2 separate regions of the Mus musculus genome follow, and region 2 is linked to region 1. A link is a loop called in an ENCODE intact Hi-C map of the cell type or tissue named here. Cell type or tissue: heart. All regions are shown on one strand. Links, peaks and the distances in the headings refer to the core of each region. The heading gives the core; the rest is flanking DNA.

Evidence for each region. Peaks named below come from ENCODE experiments on the same cell type or tissue, not always from the same donor. Only the 100,000 strongest peaks of a DNase experiment are listed, where the experiment ranks them.
Region 2: it touches region 1 in a loop (2.2-fold over the local background); 4 of 42 quality-filtered maps call a loop at or near these places.

What each region holds. Positions count from the first base shown.
Region 1 is chr1:163,307,903-163,319,850 of GRCm38, reverse strand. Prrx1 (paired related homeobox 1) reads left to right here and starts at 6,201. Exons shown (of 4, transcript NM_011127.2): 1 at 6,201-7,456. The coding sequence starts at 7,216. In heart, for the core only: CTCF peaks have their summits at 6,272 and 7,732; DNase peaks (open chromatin) are centred at 2,740, 6,270, 7,400 and 7,800; H3K4me3 peaks cover 5,666 bases; H3K27ac peaks cover 3,728 bases; H3K27me3 peaks cover 2,878 bases.
Region 2 is chr1:163,247,932-163,259,410 of GRCm38, reverse strand. It overlaps Prrx1 (paired related homeobox 1), which reads left to right. Exons shown (of 4, transcript NM_011127.2): 3 at 1,469-1,650; 4 at 11,015-11,479. The coding sequence ends at 11,153. Among named protein-coding and RNA genes, the nearest start is that of Gm20471, 26 kb to the left of the region's middle. In heart, for the core only: no CTCF peak of the experiment used is centred there; no DNase peak of the experiment used is centred there.

The DNA.
Region 1 (11,948 bases), core at 2,091-10,090:
ATGTGGTCCATCTAAAATGACCTAATGATAAAGGTTTGGGTTCCTTCAAGGAGGCATCTGCACACATACTTTGCTGACAAATCTTGACCACAGACTATATCATGTTTACAATATAAACACACCCAAATGTCACACCTACATATTTTCATGGAGTTTATCTTATTCTCCCACTCTATCATTACTTAATCTTCATCCATCAAATTCCACTAGCATGCAGTGACTATTTTATGTAAAGATCATGGATTGCTATATGCAACTGGTAGATCCCTTAAAAACTTTTTCAATTTCACCTTATTTTAAGTGTACAGATATTTTGCCTATGTACATGTCTGTGTACCATATGTGTGCTGTGCCTGTGGAGGCCAGAAGACAGCACCACATCCCTGAAAATGGAGTCACAGACAGCTGTGTGCCATCGTGTGGGTGCTGGGAATAGAGTCCAGGTCTTTCAAAAGAATATGCTCTTAACCACTGAGCCATCATCTCTTGAGCCCTAAGACTGATAGAGACCATTGATTACCTGGAGAAGCTAGGGGTATTGTCTGAGAATGAAGATGCTGAAATAATTCATTTTCTATTGGATGAAGATGATTCATATAGGGAGGAGGTGACGAGTTAAGTTTCGGACTTGTTAGCTGGCTCGTGGTATCACACACCTTTAATTTCAGCACTCAGGAAGCAGAAGCTGAAGGATCTCTGAGTTCAAGGCCAGCCTGGTCTACAGAGTGGGTCAGGGCTACACAGAGAAACCTTGTCTCAAACAAACAAACAAAAAAGTTTTAGACATATAAAATTTCACTTTCCTCAATGCATGTACACGACAATAGTAAGGGAGATGGCTGTCTTTTTATTATCAAGGCTTACAGTGTGCTCAGCAGTGAACTAGATGGATTGCATGCACAGTCATTTAACTTTTAAGGAAGTGTGTGGTAGCAGCCATGATCAGCCTTATTTTACCAAATTTTGAGCTTGGTCCTGGTGGCACACCTTTGTAATCAAATCACTCAGGAGACTGCCGCAGAAAGACTACCAGTGAGAGGCAAGCCTGGGCTACCTCATCTAGTCTTATTGTGACTTGGTTATGCCATGTCTGGTTGATATTCCTGGGAGGCCTGCTCTTGTCTAAAGGGAAACAGAGAAGGGGATACAGGAGGAGGAAGAGGGAGGAGGGGACTAGAAGGAGTAGAAGGAGAGGAAACTGCATTAGGAATATATTGTGTGAGAGAAGAATAAAATAAAAAGGAAGTGATGGATTTTAGATGTGTCAGTAAATAAGTGCTGTTTGGGATATTGCTCAGTAGTAAGATGTACAAAAGAGGGAGAAGCAGGAGGAACAGGATAGCAAGGATAGTTTGGGCAAACAAGTAGCAGTTAGCCTATGAGTGTGTATGAAATTGAAGAACAACCGGTTTATTATGAAGGGCAGTTAAAGACAATGGGCATAGCTCCGGAAAACATCAGTATTCAAAAGGGAAGGAATTTCTCTATGAACACCAAGGGAAGTTTGACTAAAACTATTCCTATGGTATAAGCAGCTCCTTAATGACTTGAATAGATATAGTGAAAGTATATAGTATAGACCTATACTAGGTCCCTGAATTTACTGACCTCACATCCTTTAGTAGAACAGACCATTATCAATTCACTGATAGGAAGTGTGCCTTAGTCTTTAGTTTCTTTTATTACTGCAAAGTTTTAAAACCTTACAATAGAAATATTGGACAGAGTTGGGGTTAAGTAGGGAACATCCACTTTGTGTGTGTGTGTGTGTGTGTGTGTGTGTGTGTGTGTGGACAGGAGGAATTTTCCTAGTTTGCCACTTAGGATTACAGGAAACAGAATTGGAAATACACAATAGGGTCTAGCATAAAAGCTCCATAGAAATATTAAGGTATGGGCACCCTGCAGAATCCAGAGAACGCTTCCTTTCACCCCTGGTTTCTCTATTAATGACTATGTACCAGATTGTCAGCCATGATCAGGAAAGCACTTCCACCCCTGACATGGCGTGTTGTTTGCATGAGGGTAATACCGTGTTCTTTATGTATCAGGGAACCTGTGTTTGTCATGTGTGATTATCATGTCAGCAAATTAAGATGTCAGAGAGCACAAGTCTCGGCTTCTCGCTCAGAGGGGGGGCTGCCTAGAGTGGGGGACATCCTGTTAACCAGATGAAGCAATGGTCTGCGAGCTTCTTGCACCAGGAACATCCTAGACAATAATCACTATCAAGCCTGTAGGCAGGACCACCCAATGCTACATGGCTGTCAACCAAAATTCCTTCTTACCCTAGTCTAGTCTCTTGGCAACTCTCATTCCTAGCTCTACCTTTGCTCCCACTGAGGTCAGGGTGGGAAGTCTGAAAACAAAAATGCTTTTAGAGGGGCTAGACCAGAAAGTGGGTAGAAATCCAGTGCCCAATACTGGATGGACTTACTAGGAAGAGAACTCTATAAGTTACGTCATCCAAGGTTACAGACTTTTATAAATAATGATTGATGGGTAGGAGTCAAAGTTAAAGGCAAGGGAAAGCCTACACATGTTCCAACCTTCCTCCAAGGAGGTCACTTTGGAAGACAAAATGGTGATTAAAGAAAGACAAAGGCAAACCCAAGCCACTTTCCTCTAGGACTTTCAGAGTGCTCAGGCCTGGCCAGCAGCCTTCCTTGAAGATAACTGTGTACTGGTAGCCACAGCTTCCTCTCCTGAGCATTTCTGCCAGATGGTTACTCTGTTCTGGAATTCTGAAAGTTCTTGGCTCTCCTGGTAATTGCAGCCTGAGCACTGAGCCTTGAGCCCTGAGCCCAGAGAACTAGGTTCAACTTTTTTCTCCTTGCTCTGCCCCTGCAGCCAACAATCGATCCTAGAGCCTGGACATAAAAGAGATAAGAGGCAAAAACAAACAAACAAAGCCCTCCCTGGCCCAGAGCTGAGTGTGCTTGGTAGAGCAGTAACTGTGTTGACTCCATGGGACCTGGGAACACCTTCTCCTGCCCAAGCACACAGCTCAGATGTGATGTAAATGTTCTCTGATGTAAATGTCTTACATTTCCTCCTAGGGCTATTCTACTGTCTTTAGTTGCAATCCAGAATCTCAAGAAAACACAAATGCCATATGTAAACACAATCAGGATGCAGATCCAATCCAGTTGAAATTGCAGACAGAGAGAGAGAGAGAGAGAGAGAGAGAGAGAGAGAGAGAGAGGAAGAAGAAGGAGGAGGAGGAGGAGGAGGAGGAAGAGGAGGAGGAGGAGAAGAAGAAGGAGGAGGAGGAGGAGGAGGAGGAGGGGGAGGAGGAGGAGAAGAAGAAGAAGAAGAAGAAGAAGAAGAAGAAGAAGAAGAAGAAGAAGAAGAAGAAGAAGAAGAAGAAGAAGAAGAAGAAGAAGGATGAGGAGGCGGAGGAGATGGAGCTGGAGACAGAGATGGAGACAGAGAAGAAGAGGAGGAGGAAGAGGAAGAAGAAGAAGGGAAAGGAAAGACAAGAAAAGAGCAGACCCAGAAACACCTGAAAAGGCCTGGGGTAACAAAAGTTCCTTAGGGTGTGGGTTTCCTAGAGGACTTGCTTCAGAGGGGCTTTTCCCAGTCCAGCCAATCCTTCCCCCTGACTGCAAGGGATAGTCTAAGTTTTCTGGCCAGACAAAAGGGCTTAGTGCACACAGCTGAAGCCCAGGAGACCTTCTAGGAAGAACAAAAGGTTCCAGGAGTCTTTTGAGCTAGCACAGCCTCTAAGGAATGCTAAACAAGGTTGTTAGGTAGCCTAGCCGCCTCCCTTGCCCTCCCTAGGCACCAGCAGATACAGGTTTCTGTGGAACTCCAGAGCCCCAGTTTGGAGGACTAGAGCACACTCTGTGCCCACAGATGTCAAAGGACACCTTTCTAGTATACCTCTCCTTGCTACAGGTTTCTAGAACAATGGGGGAGGGGAAGTCAGCAAGTGGCAGTAGTTGGTTTGCCTCTGACCTTTAGGAAAATACCAGACATTTGCATTTTCTATATATGCTAGATGCTATATTTGTTATTATCTAAACAAATTTGCTACACAGATGTTAGAAATGTATCTAAATGTTCCCATAGAAACCATTAATACCCAGGTTGATACTGTAGCAATTGGTTGATAGGAACATGGGTAACCAGCTGCGGTTTTTCAAAATGTGCCTGCTTCCTGGAGAAAAGGCGGAATGCAAGGAAAGGCACTTAATGATATTTCTGGGGATGGTCTCTGATCTCTTTTCCTTGACAGTCTTCTGGAGTATCAACCATACTGGCTGCAAACAGAAACAAGGATACTTCTTGGAGGCAATATCTAGGGTGCTAGAAGTCCTGATCTTTTACTCAGGATTTGGTCACAAATGGCAATCCTCACGTCTGAAAGAAAAAGGAATCCATCTGTGTAAGTAAAGATGGAGCGCATGAGCCTCCAGTCTGAGAAGATATGGGAGAGACTGATGCTGTCTGGCCTTAGGAAGAGAGAAAGGGTGTCTCCTTTCCCCTAAGGGAGCAGAGAGTTCCAGAGACACCGGTGGAAATATGCCACTTTAACCTGACCATCGAGTCGCTTCCACTCCAGGCACTTTAGGCTCTAGGAGTCTCACCGTTGGCATCTCCGAAAGCACCTCAGGATACTCAAGTCCCCACTCTGTCTGGCCCACCCACGGGCAAGTCCCCAGCGCAAGAACCAGCTCTTCTGGCTTAGATGCCCTCCGGCAGACAAACCTTCGCGGCTCAGAGCCTGAGCTGCCGAGCAGGGGCGACCAGAGCACTTTGGCGGGGCTGGGGGCTGCCGGTCGGGGGCACGGCACGAGTGGCTGGAGCGAGGCGAGGGGTGGAAAAAGGAGGGGGCGGCGGGTGGACTAATGATGAAAAAGTCTCCTCCATCCTGGCTCCTTAATTAAATGCATGGAAAGAACCGAGGCGCGCACATCTGGTTTCAATCTACAGCCCTTTGATGGCATCAAATGTTCTTTTCCCAGATCAGGGCTGGAAGTTCTGGGCTAACTATGGCCGTTTGGAGCACAGAAACCATTTATACACACTGGGACCCTTCCTTCTTTTCAATTCAATCTCATAGCTACAGGAGAAGGGGAAATCTAGCAATCAGGGGAGCGAGGGGAAACGTATGTATGTGTGTGTTTAAAGAACATAAAACGCCACAAATAAGCACATACTATTTTACTTACTGGCCATATAGTAACTCATTCCTAATGAGACTATTAAAGCTGTTACCAGATTCCAACAGGTCATGAAAACACCGTCCAGCACCGCTCTGCCCTCTGTCAAGCCTGGTCATAGACTTCGACCTTCCTCAGTCTCTGTGTTTGCCAGGGCCTCACCGAACTGGATACAGATTAGCACAGAGCCCACCCCACCCCCAGCTCCTCCTGCTCCCCCCAACTTCTTCAGCCCCAGTGTTCCTGTCTGCTCTGATCTGGGGCAGCCTCGGCTACGAGCAAGAAATTAGAACATTGGCAAAGGTAGGGGAATTATCAGGACGGACTTTCTTCTGGTTTAATGAATATGTAAATTTTCTACTGTCTGAAGCCTGGGGATTTCTGGTGGCAGCGAAAGTCTCGAATCCATTCGAAGCTGAAGACTTCTGGATCTGCCCAAGCCGTCTTTAGATCGTAGAGAGCCTCCCGTTATTATCGCTCTTGTTATTTTATTACATTATTTAATAGGCTGTCTCTACAGAGCCAAACGAGCTTTAATAGGCTTGCTCTTTTTTGCCGTTCAGTCTCAGACTCTCCCTGCGCTCTCCGCCAAAACAAAGCTGCAGGAAAAGTTACTGGGGGGCGGTGCAGCCGCAGATTTGACTGTTATAGATGTGCATCTTTTCCCTGTTCCTTTTTCTTTTTTCTTTTCCTAACAAGTTTGCCCTCAGCTGTTATCAAAACATGCAAATGAGATATTCCAAGAGGATCTCAAACAAATCCGGAGGAGTTAATGCTGAAACAAAATAATCAGCCCCGTTTTAAAGTGACTGCGGGTTTCGGGCACTTTTCTCTCTGTGATACTACTGCAAGGGAATGATAATTAGACCTTTATTTTAAAAATCCAAAGGGGCTCTCTCCTTAGCTTCCCTCCCTTTTCCCTCCCTCCCTCCTTCCTCCCTCCCTCCTCCTCTCTTGCTCCCTCCCTCTCCCTTTCTCTCTGGCTCTGATGTTGGCAAAGGGGTTTTCTTAATCAGACTGTTTTTTCGGTCCGAGGAAAAGGAGGTAGGAGATTGTGATGGAGAAAGGGGGTCTGTAAAACGTCAGGCGCCGCACAAAGGCTTTGCCACGTAATTACAGGCTCCTATTAAGTGGAGATCTGCCCTCCCAGGGGTCTCCAATTTTCTTGTATTCCCTACAAAGCCTCCTCTCCATGCCAGCCTGTGCCTTTTGAAGTGCCAGAGAGCTTCTTGATCCAACTGAGAAGGGAAAAGGAGCTCCGCACGGAGAAGGGGGAGAGAGCGGAGGGAAGGGGGACCGCCACCCTTCTGCAGACTCTTGAAGCCCCGCTTCTTTATTTCTTATTTTTTTTTCCTCCTTACGAAGAGTAAAGTGAGAATCCTGCTCTCTAATACATCTGCAAGACATCACTCTCCTGAAATTCTAGTCACTCCCGAGAATCCACAGGAGTGCAGAGAGGGGGAACGCGCTTTCTTGAAGACATTTTAAAGCTGGAACAAGCCTTCTTCTGTTGGCGCTTGAACTCTTGCCGGGGGAATAACTTTTTTTAACCTCTTTCTCTAATTTTTTTAAAGCCACTTTGATTCTTCTCTCCACCCCTTCTTCTCTCTTCTGTTTGCCTAACTCCCCCGCCCCGCTGGCCTCCCCTTTCCTCGCTCCCCCTTATTATTATTTTTAGTGTCTGCGAGTGGACGCTTTTTAAGAGTTGAAAGGGATATTTTTTTTCTTTTTGATCTAAGCATAGGTTGTTTGTTTTGTTTTTATTTTTGAACTTTTTGGTGTGGATTATCTCTCTGGACCGCGCTGGACTTGGCTTTAGCGAAGTAACCGAGGCTGCAGGGAAAGTTACTTGTCCCGAAAGTTCTACACTTCAGAAGGGGTCCCACCCTCTGTTTCTCTCTCTCTCTCTCTCTCTCTCTCTCTCTCTCTCTCTCTCTCCACTCCCCCCTCTTTCTTCCCCACTCGGCTCCTCTCCCCCCTCACGCCCACAGCGTTTGGTGTTGATTCGAGCGGGAAGAGGGGGGTGGGTGGGATTGGAGGGGAGACCATGACCTCCAGCTACGGGCACGTTCTGGAGCGGCAACCGGCGCTGGGCGGCCGCTTGGACAGCCCGGGCAACCTCGACACCCTGCAGGCGAAAAAGAACTTCTCCGTCAGTCACCTGCTAGACCTGGAGGAGGCCGGGGACATGGTGGCGGCACAAGCAGACGAAAGTGTGGGCGAGGCGGGCCGGAGCCTGCTGGAGTCACCGGGACTGACCAGTGGCAGCGACACCCCTCAGCAGGACAGTGAGTGAGGGCGCGTGCTCCGGGGAGTGTGCGCTGGGGACACAGGGTGGAGGCCCGGGGAGGGCGGCGGGAGCGTGTTCCAGGCTTCGGTTTCGGGGAGACAAGGCGTTAAGAAGTTAGGAGTCCTGGGAAAAGTGGCTGGTTGCTGATCGCAGAAAGACCGATGAGAAAAAGAGGGCTCCCCCAATGCTGTAAGCCAAGCGGGCGCTGGAGAGAGACCCGGAGGCCCAGGGACGCTGGGAGGCCAGGGGATCCCATGCAGGGATTCTGCGGCCACCACTGTCTCCAGCCGCCAGGGCTGCATCTCCAGTTCGGGCGGAGCGGCGGTCAGAAATCCCGCAGGCAGGCGGGGCGTCCACGCCAGGGTAGGAGCGGTCCGGTCCGGCCAGAGCGCAGGCTACACAGCCACCTCGGTTAGAGAAAACAGGGAACAAAGATGCAGGGCAGGCTTGGGAGCGCGTCTTCCCTGGGGTTGAAGGGAAAGCACTGTGCTCAGAGGAACCTGGAAGACAGGACTAAGGTCGCATACCCTCTGTGCATATGACCCAAGCCTGGAAAAGACTAAGGGCAGCGCGGGAACACACAATTCTTGTCGCCCAGGCTTGCTCTCTGACCTCTGCTGTCATCTCTACCTTGTTTAAGATAGAGCTAAAAACCCACCTATTAAGTTAAACCTTGATGAAGCTAGGAGAATTTTCGTTAGAAGCAAAATCCAGAGACTGCCTGGCTTGGTCTAACACCATATTTGCATAGGGGAATCGCGGGTTGCAGGCCCAAGTTCCTGTGCAGCACGGCCTGTTGGCCCCTAGACCTCCAGAAAAGTCTATGAACAAGCTGCCTTCCCCAGCCTTAGTCACATCTCAGTTATTAACTTCACCTTTACAAAAAGACTGACTGCAAGTGTATATCGTGGTCTCTTAGTATATAACACACTTGTCACCTGGGCTCATTCTCTAGTCAGATGTACAGAGAAGTTGCAAAAGTCTGGACCCGGCAGAACATTCTAAAATGACCTCTTTCCTTATCATTATGTGCTGATCGCTCCTTTAGAGCTCCGAAGGCCCTCTGCCATTCTGCGATTCTCTCAAGGCACTGTCCCTCTTAGATTACCAAATAATTTTTAAGGCACTCAAAACAAACTGGCATCAGAGCCAGCTGGAAAGGGTTCCTGGGCACAGTGGGGGGAACCAAGCTCACAGAAGCCACAGGAGAGCCCTATGTGATCAGGGCAGTGGCTCCTAGTTCTGCAGTCTGCTAGGATTGAAGTAGTTCAGATGGCAGTATCTTGGGGACAGTCAACGCTGGATTGGGCTCACTGAGCACCACATGAGCTGGATAAAGAGATATGAACTAGCCATTTGAATTATATATATATATACCAGTCTAAACCACACCCAGGAAGAATCAGTGTCCCCAAAGCCTGGGTAAGGGCTAGGTTCCGAGCTATAGTTATTCTGTGTAGAGTTTGAGGGAGGCTGATCCTGGTATACATGCCAGCATCACACGGATACAGTATCTGAAGCTCTAATAAAATGGACTACAAAATACTATGAGTATTTTCACTGGGGCAAAATATAAAACAATATCTAGGAAGATAGTACCTGGAACTCTGTGATTCTATCAAGACAGTTTCTACACGGCTCATTGTTGATCTCAAAAGTTATCACTATTTGAAGAGCTAATGTTAGAACTTTATACTACCACCACCACCACAACCCATAAACGATGCCAAGAGAAAACAAGTATTGCAGAAACTGCTGTGTTGAAGACCAGGGTGGTCAGAAAAGAGAGGGTAATACTGCTCTTTGCTCCACAAAAGGCTGGTACATAGGAAAAGCAGGACCAAGACTGGCCTCAGCAAGCCAGAACCCCAGGGTGGCAGTCGACTTTAGAAACCGTGCTGGGCTAGAAAGGGACAGAACCCCTGTACTGTTTTTATTGGTTCATCTGGATTTTGTTTTGTTTGTTCTTTAAGGAAAGGCTAGAAGGGAGCTCCGGGATGGTCATGGTCTTCCACTGAGTATAGAAAAAGCCAGGTAAAGGAAGCCACTGAGGAGCTGATTTGGAGCGGCTGTACGGAAGCTGGTTGACACTAGAATCACCAAGGTCACAGCACATATATAAATCCCCTGACCGATTTTAAGGTTTCCAGAAAGGGGGGTCAGAGGACCTATTGTCCCCCAGAAAAGGGGACAAGATCTCATGAATCTGCAGCGAACTCTGCACCAGCTCATATTTGTAGTGACTAGAGAGGCCAATGGAGAGAGGACCCAGGGAGGTAATCAGGCTTGCCTAGGTAAAGGATACACCAAACAGGACAGTCACCAGTCAACTTAAAATGCTGGATGAGGTGAGGAGTATCAGTGAGCAGCACTTAGAATTTAGAAAGAAGTCAGGGAGACATACACACACCCACACGGGGCTGACTGTCTTTGCCTTTCTGGGGGAGATGGGCTTCGGGTTTATACTAAGAAGCTATTGCTTTTGGAAGCGGATTTTTTCTTAACCTTCCCCTTCTCCACAGGGGGTGATAGATAACAGGAGACTCTTATCTCAAATCAAGCAGCTCCCTAGATAGATACCCTTCCTTACTCTTGAGCACCAGGTAGAACGCAGAGGCAGTTGGGACCTGTGACAGGTTGTCACCCTCTGTTTCCCAGCCTGTAGCAGACATCAGAGCTCAGATTAGAGACAGGGAAGAGGGGAGTCTGCAAAAGAGGAGAGCTGCTGTGGGAGATTTGGCTGTAAGGGATTTAGGGGTCACAGTAGGGGTCACAGGGGATGGAGAAGTTCACAGCCAGTCAGGTGCTCAGAGTGAGAAAAGAAAATACCTTTCAAAGAGATGGGAAACAATGAACAGCTGCCTTAGTCTTCCAGCTATATGGAAAGTTGGCCTCTCGATCTATCTAGAGGAAATTAGCATTAAGGTTCGACTCATGCCCTCAATAATAGCCTTAATTTTGTGAAACTTTGCATTTTAACCTGGTCAATTGTTATCAAAAGTTAAGAGCCCTTACTGTCCTCTCCCACTTTAAGTCAGTAATCTTGCCCTTTCATTCCTCCTTCTGGTCAGGGGCAGACCCCCACTCTATTTTCTTCTCTGTGGAAGGACTGCTTTTATTATTGTTTCTCCCAGCCCTGTATATTTCTCTGGAAATTTTTGGTTCATTTAACACTGTTAAAAATCTACGGCTAATGTAAAGGAGGAACGACTGCGAGTGTGTGAACGCCGGTGATGGCAGAGAAGGATTGAGTAGCAGGGAAAGGAAGAAGTCATAAAAACAGGCAGACCTATTCTTGGGGCGAACAGTTCATCTCGCTGTCAACTTCTTAATTTCAACTTCTGCAAACTCTTAAAAAAAAAAAAAACACGCCTGCCTTCCACGTTCCCAACCTCTAAATTAGTGAAACCAGATTGTCCTAATAAGACCTTTTGTTGAAAACACATGTAGTCATAAAAAGGTAGACGGAAAGTCAATTAGACACGCGCGCGCGCGCGCGCACGCACACATTCACCAGCCGGCGCTAAGTGTGCACCCGGGCACAGCTGGGCCCCGGGCCGTGGTGGATGCAAATGGGGAACAACAGCGGCGCGGGAAATCGATTTGTCACAAAGGCAGAGGTGTAAACGCAGGCCAAGGATCGCCCTCCTGAGCCACCAGCCACACTCTCCCTGGCCCAGCTTCCCAATTTCTCTAAGCCAGAGGAGAAAAGAACCTTCTCTAGGGCGCTCCCCAGTTGGAATCTGCATCAAAATAATATCAATTCCCTCTCTCCCAGTTGTGGCTCCTTTCACAATAATTATGGCGCCACAAGTGTCTTTGGCAGCACCACCCTAGGGTTTGTGCCCCATGCTGGTACTCTGAATTTGAATTCAGGCCTCAAGGATCTTAATTCAAGACAAAGATCATAAAACAAGTCCTCTTAAGGGTGGCCTGGAAATTTCTCTCTTCACAGGAGCAAGGGATAAAAATCCAGGAGCAAAGGAGTTCCCCAGTCCTGAAGTGTATCTCAAAGGCGGGTGGTGACCTGCTTATTTTGCTTATTTTACGTACTGGGACAGAGAGGATCATGGGTGCGTCCTCTTAAAATTTTTAGAGAAAAAGACAATTTAGTAACTTCGAAAGTTTGGGGACCAAGGATGTCTTGGGGTTTGAAATATCAGGGAATTGCACCCAGAAGAGCCAAGGACTTGGGCTGACCAGACTCCTTGAGGCTCATTCTCCTATTCCATGAAACCCTTCTGAGACCCTGTAGCTTCCTAGCCTTAGATTTTGCTCTGTGCGGATGAACTTTCTTAACTCAAGTCACAGTGCTGGGTAGCAAAAAACAGGCCCGCAGCAGATCACACCAATGTCAGTAGTTCCTTTGTCTTCCCATCATTCTTGATTTAACAGCAGGGATGTATAAATCATCCCCAAACCAACAAATGCCACCCCTCAGGCCCCCTGCGAAAGCAGCGAGTGCTTTTCTATTACAGGGGCGGACTCCC
Region 2 (11,479 bases), core at 3,480-11,479, 62 kb after region 1:
CCCTGCATGCTGCATGATTCTATGGGGGGCAACAGTCACATGGCATTTTAGGTAAATCTTGTCCCCTAGAGCAATTTATTCCCACACACCAGCATACTTTCTAAAAACTTGACCAAAAATATTTGGTTTACATATTTAGATGTAGATACACATCAGGCTTCAACAAACTTTGAACTGCTTAAGAGCAGTCAATAAGTCCTCGCCATCTCTTTCTTCCCATTTAGTACAAGGTCTGCACTCTAATGAGTACTGCATAGAGCATTCTTGAATGAATATAATAAATGAATAAAATCACATTGCAGTCTGGAAGAATTGTATGGTCATGGGCTAGATACCCTTAAGTAAAAATAAATGCAGTTATCATTAGCATGAACTTCAGGATTATAACACATTTCCTCAACTTTAAAGTAGAAATGATAAAACCCAACATGCAGAATTATCATGCTAACTAGAAATACCGTAAGTCACAATGTTGGTTACTAGTCCTAGTATCAATTTAAATATGTTAAGAGTTTATAATTAGTTGTTGCAGATCCTGTCCGGCTATGCACATCCCTTGAGATGTACAAATAAATGTCCTCCAACTGAATCTCAGGGCTTAGTGCCTGATGTGTTTGTTTGTTTGTTTGTTTTTTCCTCCGTGCTGAGAGTTCCTGTATAGAATGTAGATAGGTTTCTCTGTCTGATTCAATATGGTAGAAGTGCTGGGACCCTAAAGCCAGGACCTAGTGTACAGATCCACCCTTGAGGAGAGAGGGATACCCCTAAACATCTATGGTCCCTTAGCCTTGGTCTACAGAGTCCCCATTTGGTTGGGCTCCATCGGGGTTGCCAGTTTACTGGAGCGCTCTTTAGTGGTTCTTTTTCTTTTGTTGCGCCTTCACTCCTCCTATGGCTTTTCCTGTACCTTTTCTATGGATAATTTTCTTCTTAATCCTTGCCAGAAGGTGTGGGGAGATAGAGAGTTTTCTTTAAATAATGAACACAATGGAAGCAGATAAAAATTTTGAAGAATCTTTAAAATGCCAAAAAAAAAAAAATCAAACCTATTGTATCCATTGCCAACATCTAAGGAAATTCTAATTTTACTGAATATAATTTCAACAGGGTTTATAACCAACATTTTATTGTCTTCTGGAATGTTCATAGATTCCCATCTCTGGATTTTTAATTACTACAATTATTTCATGGTCCTTTTGTGCCGGGCCTTTTTTATGCTAAGCTCTACCCCTGAAGAATTCCACAGATACAGAGGTTTAACTCTAAAACTCATTGCCTGTGGAAGAAGGATAACACTGCAGGATTTCTATGATTTTTAGGAAGGGGTCTAGACTCATCTTGTATTTTTCTTGAGAGGGCATTATATAGTAAAAAGATCAACCAAAGTTTTATTCATGTAACCTATTGTTGTTGTTGTTGTTGTTCCTCTCCCTCTTGACATCTTTCTGCCCTCCTAACAATCTTCCAGGTGTGGTTTCAGAACCGAAGAGCCAAGTTCCGCAGGAATGAGCGAGCCATGCTGGCCAATAAAAACGCTTCTCTCCTCAAGTCCTACTCAGGAGACGTGACTGCTGTGGAGCAACCCATCGTACCTCGTCCTGCTCCCAGACCAACCGATTATCTCTCCTGGGGGACAGCCTCTCCGTACAGGTGAATGACTGGCCCACTCTCTCTTGCTCCACTTCCACACGCTCCCCAGCCATCCACCACTCTCAAGGCTGCTTTTGCAGCTGGCTGACATTCCTTACTGGGTTTACCTCTTCAGAGACATTCAACTTGCTGGCATCCACACACTTTTTTTTTTCCAGGAGATTTCTAGTTGCCCCAGGAGCAGGGCTTGGGGCAGAAGAGAGAGGGGCAGCCACCAGCAGTCTCCTTCTGGACTCAGGAATTCTTGCCAAGGTTGCAAGACTGGGAAAGAATATAAATGAACAGATCCTTTGTAAACTGTGCCCGATGGCCCTCTTGGAACCATTCTGGAACAAAAGTATCCCATTTAAGACACATTTGCTGTGTTATGGCCAAGTAGGGAATCAACGTGTAATTACTCCAAGTGTAGGACTAAAGGCACTCTTCACAATAAATCTGATTTTGAATGAAAAGGAAAGGAGGAAGGCTGGAAGGGAGGAGGGGTGAGGCAAGGATGGAGGGAGGAGGAGGAGGAGGAGAGAAAGGAGTGAGACAGGAGGGAAAGAGGAAAAGTCAGCAACAGAGAAGCTCATTTTAATCACTTTCATGACCCTAGAACTTTGTTAGGGAGAAGGTTTTCTTTAGATTCCCAGTACTTCCTACTCCGTTTGTACTTCTTATGTATCCCAATCTCTCTCTCTCTCTCTCTCTCTCTCTCTCTCTCTCTCTCTCTCTCTCTCTCTCTCTCCTGTGATATGCTTTAAATAGAAAAGAAGAATACACTAAACTTTTATATTAAGAAGGAATCATTTACAGCTGGAAATAATAGATGACTATTTCAATCCCTATCTGGACACTTTCGCCCTCCATTCATGGTGCCTTTCAGAAATCACAGGTTGACATAAACGCACCTAGGATTCCTGGACTGAACCCGATCAGGCTAGTATGCCTTTCTTTAAACCTTGGAGAAACCCAAGTCAAGGCTATTATATATCCTGCCCAGAAGAACTATGTTCACATTCATTTTTCTATTGAATGACATCTGTGTATCTTTTTAAAGTTAATGCTTGACCCATGGAGGGATTTAAAACTGGTTACAGGGAATTGGGCCCAGATAAAGATGAGAAATGCCACATTTGTGAAACACAAGTGCTTTGACACACTTGATAGGTGCCACTAAATCCCAAAGCCTCATCTAAATGCTCTCTCAGGTCCAAGTAAGTTCTTCAGAGAAACGTCGTAGATGCATTTGGAAGTTTTCTACACACCCCTTGTGAACTTAGCCTGAAGCAGCTCTGATCTCAACGATAGGTATCTGTGTCTGTAAGAATGAGAGAAACCCATGTATGTTCTGGGTCTTCATTGGCCCAACCCTTGTGGCCATGTCTATGTTACCTACTTGATATTTAGATGCTTCTCCTGTAGAACTTACTAAAAACACATTTTGGAGACTGTTTGTGTATAGCATATTCTATAATATTTTAAGTAAGAGAAGGACTGTTTTCCCTACAACTATTGGTAGTCCATAGAGTCAGTGAACAGGAATATGGGTATAGTTCAGAGGTGGTGCATTAAGCTCTCTGGTTTGAATTTGCGTCTACCCGGGAAGTATTGCTCCTTTTTCTCCTTATGTCTTCTTTGGGATTTTTACCCCAAGCAATTAACCATCCAGATGGCTGCCATGTGGTCCCTACTCATGGAGCTGAACACAGCATACTGCACAAATGGAAATGAGATCCTTCCTGAACTAGCATCAAGTTAGGCAATCTGAACCAAAGAGACATGCCCCAGTGTGGGCATCTAGCAGAAACTAGTAACATGGGGGTTTGGTGTGCCTTTTGGGGAAATATTCTATTTTAATTGAAAAAAATATAGAAATTCTATTTTGAAAATCCACTCATAATCTCACCATCTTGACATTAGTTAGCTCATTTTATGATTAGAGTCCATTAGTTTATATAGGGATAGTCTTAGTGTATATATTATTTTGTATTATGCTCTTTTATCGTTTAAAACTGTGTAACTTAGTACTTTATACTAATTTCGTGGTATGCATTTATTTCTCTTATACACAATGTTTGTAAAAAAAGCCAATTGAAGCAATATAGAAGCTAATTGTTCATATTTTGTATGAAGAATAAAACTAATATCCAATATAAGTAAAAAAAGCAAAAGTTTAAGGCCACAATTTAATCAATGGTATGTTTCTTTGACCTATTGTTAACTGAAGTGTTTTTAATCTCATTAATTTCCAAAAGTGTCAAAGACTATTCTGTTACTTGGGGATGTTTCTGCTATGTTTAGAATCAAATATATTATGGTTTTACAGTTTGAAGCTTTCTAGGAAACATAACTGTTATTGAGGAAATATATATATATAAAAGCAAGAAATAATGAAAAGCAAAGGCGATGACAAACCTTGTTGTTTCTGTCAGTACCATCATGTCAAGCTAGTACCTCACATGAGATATTCATTAAAAGATCTTTCTCTTGGTCAACCTTTAGAGCACTCCTGTGTGATAGCTCTATTCTTGCTCTGGTTCAAAACAAGAGGAGACCAGACACTTCCCCCAAGTTTAAGTCTCCAGCAAGCAGAGTTGGAACAGTACTTTTGGGCCTGATTTCTACCCAAGTCACTGGGCTGCATGACCAGCCTATCCTATTCAAATTTAACATTGCATTGTATTGGAAAAGCCAAAATGTATAAGATTGGGAAACTATCTAAATTCTACCTCATGGCTCAAGCATTCTTTCTTGATCAGCAAAATTTGTCTAAAGCTGAGGTCTCTATCCTAGGGTGTGGCATCTTAAGGCAATGGCTTACATGGTTAGCTCATGAAACCAGGGACAGAGAGCAGACTCTTGTCAGAGAGAATGGTTTTCTGACTTCTATAGCTTGTCTCAGGAGAACAGGAAACCAAGTCATAAAAGCAGTTATTTGCCTATGGTCAGAATCATGGGCTGAAAAGTAACCTCTGTCCCCTTTGCTTTTGTTGGATGTCTTTGCTATTGAGTGGAAAGATCATATAACAGTTATATCATCTGGACTGGGAAGGTTTTGGAATGATACTAATGATTACATTAGGACGAAGGGTATAAACCAAGATTGTCTCAGGCAAACCAGGACATTTGGTTCACTCTAATTATAGCTCATCATGATGACATCACTCCTTCTCTTGAGCACATTAGATGATGACATCAGACAGGCAGCCAAGGTACTAGAGGAAGCAATGCACTTCTTAAAAAAAAAAAAAAAAAAAAAAAAAACCACTTTCCTGACAGAGGTTGTTATTATCTGTAGCTAATTGAGGCAACCATGTCTTTGGGACATAACCCCACTTCTTAGGTGAGAATCATTTTCTTTAAGTGATTTATGAGAATGGAAATGCACACCAACCCTAAAATGATCAAGACTCACTATCCGTACACTGTCATTGCCTCATGAGTAGTAAAAATCAACTAAATTTTATATAATTCTTTGAGATGAAGTTGCCAAGACACTTTTCCCTGGACATCGTAGTTCCTACAAGAGGTAGACAGTGAATGGCTTGGCTCTGTAGTACTGGTCAGGAGTGCCAATTGTAGAGGGAGGGCTGGACTTGCATAGTGGCAAGGGAAAGAGGCTGATTCCTCTTGTACAGTGCCCCTCCCCTCTGGTGGTCTTGGTCATGGTGCTGCTGACATCTGCTCAACGCATTTGGCTCATTTCTCCCTTTCACACTTTCAAAAATAGATCTTCGTCCCTCCCAAGATGTTGTTTACACGAGGGGCTTCATAACGGATTCTAACGGAAGACACTGAAAAGGTAACTTGTCAGATGGGCAGGAGGGTGGCTTCTGGGGTAGGGCTTAAGGGTGAATTAGGGTTTTCGTTCTTGTTTTTTTGTTGTTTTTTTAAAGAAACTGAGGAAAGGCATCCTAGAAATGTAAGCAGTGGAGGTCTCCATATGGGGAATTAGAAGTCAAGAATGTAAAAAAGCCTGCCCAACTGAGGGAGTGTAAGAGTTGGTAAAACAGCCTCCCTCAGACACAGCTACATTCAGGGATCACTGGGCTGAGCCTATGAAGACTCTGATCCAGTAAGTCTAGAGTGGAGTTGGAATTCTGCATCTCTCGGTTGCTCCACTGAAGTCATTCTCATGGGGATCCCATTTACAAACTTTGACTGGGGTGACTTCAGATATCAGAGTATGAGCCAGGGGTCTGACTATGTTATTATCCTGATTCTGTGGTTTCTCAGGCCAGTACCATAGTTGATTTATCTTGTAACTTAATATTTTAAAATAGAGCTAGGTATACCTTGCCTATTGTATGCCTCACAAGGGAGTTTGGAACCCAGGGATAAACAATGTAGTATGTATACTCAATACTGAGATCAGAGAAATGCAAAAGATCTGGTGGCAGTAGAGAGATATTTCTAGAAAGAAAAGTTAAACATTATAGAGGGATGGAACAGAACAAGCGATAGGAACCAAAGCCTTACCAATGAGAAGTGGTCCCATGTGTCCACTTCAAGAAAGCCAAGGCTACATTTTAAAACTCAGCTTCTGCATTTCAAGTAGAAGCAAGACATGATGATTTAAGTTGCACAGGCATGCCTCCAAAGGCTTCATGGAATCTCTCTTTAGAAGTAAGTTTTCCTAGGATGACTGAAAATTTTCTTAGATGACACACACATACCTCTATTGCTCTTGCCTTGACAAGACGACAAACCAAAGAGATGGCCTCTGACCTCTGTATTTCAGAATCCAGAAAACAGTGAAGCAGAGCCTGTGAGAGGCAGTCCTGAGGGGGTGGAAACCTGGATTCTAAGGACCATGCCCATGCTTCTCAGGCTGCCACAATCATGAGGATGCTTTAAGCTGCTTGTCATCCACAATCACGATGATGCCTTAAGCTGCTTGTCATCATTTATTCGAAAAGGCTGAACAAAAAATAGCATTAAAGATTGAGTCAGGCACTACGTTTTTCTCCCCAGTTGTTTTGTGATTTACAGGACTGACCCTATGGGTGATTAGAAAGCAAACCATTGAGAGTATTTGCTGTACTTCCTTGGTATTGGCGATCTTTCAGAGAAAGTTGAATTGGTCTTAAATGACTTGTCTCCGGAGGAAACAATCATCTAATCCTGCTGGTAGGGTTAGCACTCTGCTGGGTTGCATCTGCTTGGAATCTCCAAATAAGGAAGAGGGAGAACTTCATGCTTCCAGAAACGTGTCAGCTCTGCGAAGTCCCACTGCAGACTTGATGAGTCAGCAGATGGAAGACAAGCCTTTCGTTCACATCCCTAATGTGTCCATATGCTTTGTTTGGCAATGCAGCTTCTTGGTTACAAAGACCTTTGTTAAAAATTCAATAGAAATGGTACATTAGCCAATCTTTTAAACCTCAGTCCCAGGACTCAGCTCAGATGAGTTCCTGCATACAGGACTTGGATGTCTGTCTGTTCACCGGGCTCTTGGTGGTTGTCCTGTGTTTAGCTAATACACTTCACTAAGTACCTCTCTCTCTCTCTCTCTCTCTCTCTCTCTCTCTCTCTCTCTCTCTCTCTCTGTCTGTCTCTACTCTAGGAAGTTTCCTCTCACCCTCAACTCTAGGAAGTTTCATTCTGTGAAGCAACAAATAGTAATTTTACATTGACTGAATTGGCCCATGAATTGGTTGAAATCAATTAGTTACCTTTGTGGATGTCCTTCTGGTGGGAAGAGATTTTAGGATTCTTTTGTTTCCTAAAGCAGAAGTTTCCATGACCTAGAAAACAGGTGGTCATGAACAGTCTCTTGGATTGGCAGTCGTCCAAAGCTCTCCTGCATCTGTTGTCACTTAAGCAAGCAAGTCTTCCATATCCCAATGCCATGTTTAAAGCATGACTAAGCAACTCTTTAGACACCCAGTTAGTTACCCAGTAACACACCAGTAGTTAATTCTCTCTTTTCTGACTGGTAATGAGTCTTGTTTGTCATGGGTATGTCAAAAAGCTGCTGCTGGCTTGCCTATATTGCACATTTAGCTTGAGCTGTAAAGGTAGACCCATGCCAAACACCTGGAAGGAGGTATATAAAATGTCACTGAAAGTCTGACTTATGGGGCCATCTTAAATATTTATTAAGAGGTAGAGAATAGAGATGATGTCAGTTCTTTGTAACCTACATATTCAGCTACCGAATGCTATAATACATTAACACAATGGTTGGATGTTCATGACTTCCTTAAGCATCTATAAAGTGAAAGGGGTATTGCTTACCAAACCTCCCATGGAAGTGCAAACTTCACTTGTTAATGTAAACTGCTCTCCTAACTTCTGGCTTCATAACTTGAGGGACTCCATATAACATTGCCACCAAATCACTGCTAGAATGTTGCGGTCATCTCAGGAGTGCCACAGAATGTGGAAAGACACTGTTCTCTGCCATGCTTGTGCAGCCTGCCACTTGAATGCCTTGGTAAATATCCAATCTTCTCTGCAAGTACTACCCTAATTCTCATTCATTTGGTTTTGAGTGAGAAAATTGATCAATCCTTCTGACTATTCTGTCAACCTACTTAGACAGAAACACAGTATTTCTAAGAGATGTGTTACCATAGTAACTACCCCAGCTACAGCATCAGACAAGATAGATAGGAGACTATGAAGTAATTATAGCCAAAATGATGTACAGACAAAATGATGTATAGACAGAATTGATATCGATACTGTAGTAGACAATTTGGAAAGATAGTAACAACTTCAGAAAATGAACACATGCTCCCCAAAGTTCAAATCCCTCCTTCCAGTGAGGAAATGGAAGACTTTCAGTTATCAAAGAAAAGGTGGGTTTCTGTTAAGTAAGAGCCTGCTGCCCAGAATCTCAAAGAATGAGGACGCTCTCTTAGAAACCCGGGCCAAGTAAACACAAACTTACTCCATAACAAGCTATAGTTTACCACTGCCATTTTTTTCTTCTCTCATGATATTTAATAGCCTTGTATATTCAAAGGTCACTTAAATTTCTTCCCAGTATTTAACAAATAATACAGACATGTTCTAATGCCAACTTTTGCACCATTTGTTTAAAATGCTAATAGCCGTGGACCATATTTAGAACCTGATATTCTCACAGAGACTTGGTTTAGAAAGGCTAATTTTATTTTATAATAATCTGTGACTTTGGCACATTCTCCAAATCTGGTTCTCTCTTTTATTAGCCACTAAATTTTTGAATGTTTGGTATATCCTGGGAAGATGTGAACTGTAAATTTGAGGTTTGCATTTATTTCCTGTAGGATACTAGATAGAAGCACATTGTTCATCTAGAAAGTAAATGCTATCTATCTGGCTTTTGTCTGGTCTTAGTGGACTGTTCTTTCCATTCACTCATAATTCAAGCCTGCCTCAACCGAGGACTCTTCTGCCTCGTGGATGAATGGTGATAAAAACAATGTTTGTTCTATTAAGCTTTAATGTATTAATGCATTTTTAACTGTGAAAAGATGTTTTATCGATCCAAGAATATGCAATGATGATGCTCTTGTATTCCACAGCCTTCTGGCTTTGTTTCTTCCACTAAGATAATTAATTTTACAGAAAGCACTAGTTCTCAAGAATAAATGAATTATTTTTTCGAAATCACTACAGTAGGGTTATAGACATCAGAGGCACTGAACAGAGGTCAGTTTAATAATTCTATATCTGGCTATGACTATTTACTTACCAAATGGTTTATTGAAAGCCAAATGTGTGGCTGGATGAAGTGTCAGCTCACCTGAAGATATAGTGGAGAAGAAAGAAAATGTGGTGACCCCTTGCAGCTAGTAGGGGACAGTGACAGCTACTGAACAAGTCAGAAATTAAAAGTGAAAGAAGTGAGTAAGGCAAAAATGGAAGATGCTGCAGGTGAACCTTGTCTGGGAGAGGGAGGCTTAAGACCGGCTACTCAGAAATCCAGCTACTCAGAAATGATCAATAAGAATAACAGCTAGAACAAGTAAAATAAATGTACAAATCTTTGTAATCCTGAGTGTTTCTCCTTCTGCTGCTGTGATGTAGACTTCATCCTCCCAATCACTTATACACATGTAATAAAGGTTTTCAAGGATTTGTTTTGTAGAAGGACTAAGAGATCCGATATTCAGTATATTTCTTTAACTATTTTTTTTTCTTGGCAAATGCTAGACTCTGAGCTGAAATAGACTACTGAGTCTTAACTCTATCCTTGACTTTGTGCTGTCCCAGATAAAGATTAAGGATCTAGTCTCTCTAGCTTTAGGTTTCCTTCTTTCTGATCTTGTCATCTGATCCCAGAACTACAAACTCCAGTGTCACTGACAAAATCCCATTGGAATGCAGGCACCAGAACTGAATATGTCATTCCATTTATAAGCCCTATCCCAGCTCTCTGTTGGAAGAAATTTTACTAATCTTAGAAACAGCTAGAATCATTCTATTTATTTCAAAGTTTCCTTTTAACTATTTCACATAAGGTAAAAGATTATTTGCATCCACATTTACACACCATTTTTTCCATTAAAAGAGATTCATGTATGGAACGAATAGAACCCCAGTAATAATGAATTCTTGCCTATGTCCTAGTTATAGTTTCTGACAATCATCTAGCTTCTTGTTTCTCCAAACAACACAAATAGTGAGGAACAGTTACATCTGAGATCAAGAATGGTAAAACTATAACTTGGGAAGTTTATTTTGAAATTTTAATATTTCCAAAATGACTGTCCCCAAAGGTAATGTGTGCTAGTCAAATACCTTTGAAAAGTTATTAAAAACAAAACCCACTGATAGGAAAGCCTTGACTTGACAATGCTTGTTACAATCATCCAATGAATCACAATGCCAGAGGAATATGATGGGTTGTTTAATAATTCTATAAGCACATATAACCATTTCTATAATCTATAATCATTTTCTATAGTATTATTGATTATCCAAAATACATTGGAGTCCAGGTCAATTTCCTAGAATGAAGAAGCAAAATTCTTTTTATCCACTGTCAAATGCTTGCCATTTTCCTTCGATGGTTTCACAGGTTATCTGGTATAGGTAGGAAAGATTAGACTCTGAACTAGCTGATGAAACTCCTGCTATTTGACATGAGCAGTCTCCTCTTACCCCTGAAATAAATCATTACTCACTGTATCCAACACAGCAAAAACCTTTCCCTACCCTGTCTCATTCTTGTCTGCTTCCCCATGCCCTGTAAAAAGATGGACACCCTTTTCCAAGGACCTTAAACTAATTGAAAACTGGAGCTGTAAGAGACCCCGAAGGTCCTCTCTTTACCCCACTGCCCTGCCTGCCTCTGTCCTGAGAGTATATCCATCCAGGGCATGGTCTTACAGCTTCATGAAACTAATGTCTGTTATTCTCCCTGCTCTCTCCTTTGTCCCTACAGCGCCATGGCTACTTATTCTGCCACATGTGCCAACAATAGCCCTGCACAGGGTATCAACATGGCCAACAGCATTGCCAACCTGAGACTGAAGGCCAAGGAATATAGTTTACAGAGGAACCAGGTGCCAACAGTCAACTGAGGAAAAAAAAATAATTAAACAGGCCTAAGAAGAAATCAAAAACCATAAGACACCTATCCTGTTCTGTCATATCTTCATCCGCCGGGGAAAAAAAAATAAAAGCAAACAAACAAAGCCAGAACTAAAATATTGGGACCATGGCGGAGCAAAGCAGGAGAGGAACAAAATGAAAATTAGTTAACAAATGTTTCTTCTTGCTCTCGGATACCTACCATCACCATTTGCTTTTGTGTGTGTATTTTGTTTTCCTTCTATCCATGCTTAGCTAATTATACTCCAGGCTTCTTCTGTTAGGCTCAGCCCACCCATTCCTATAATTGTATGAG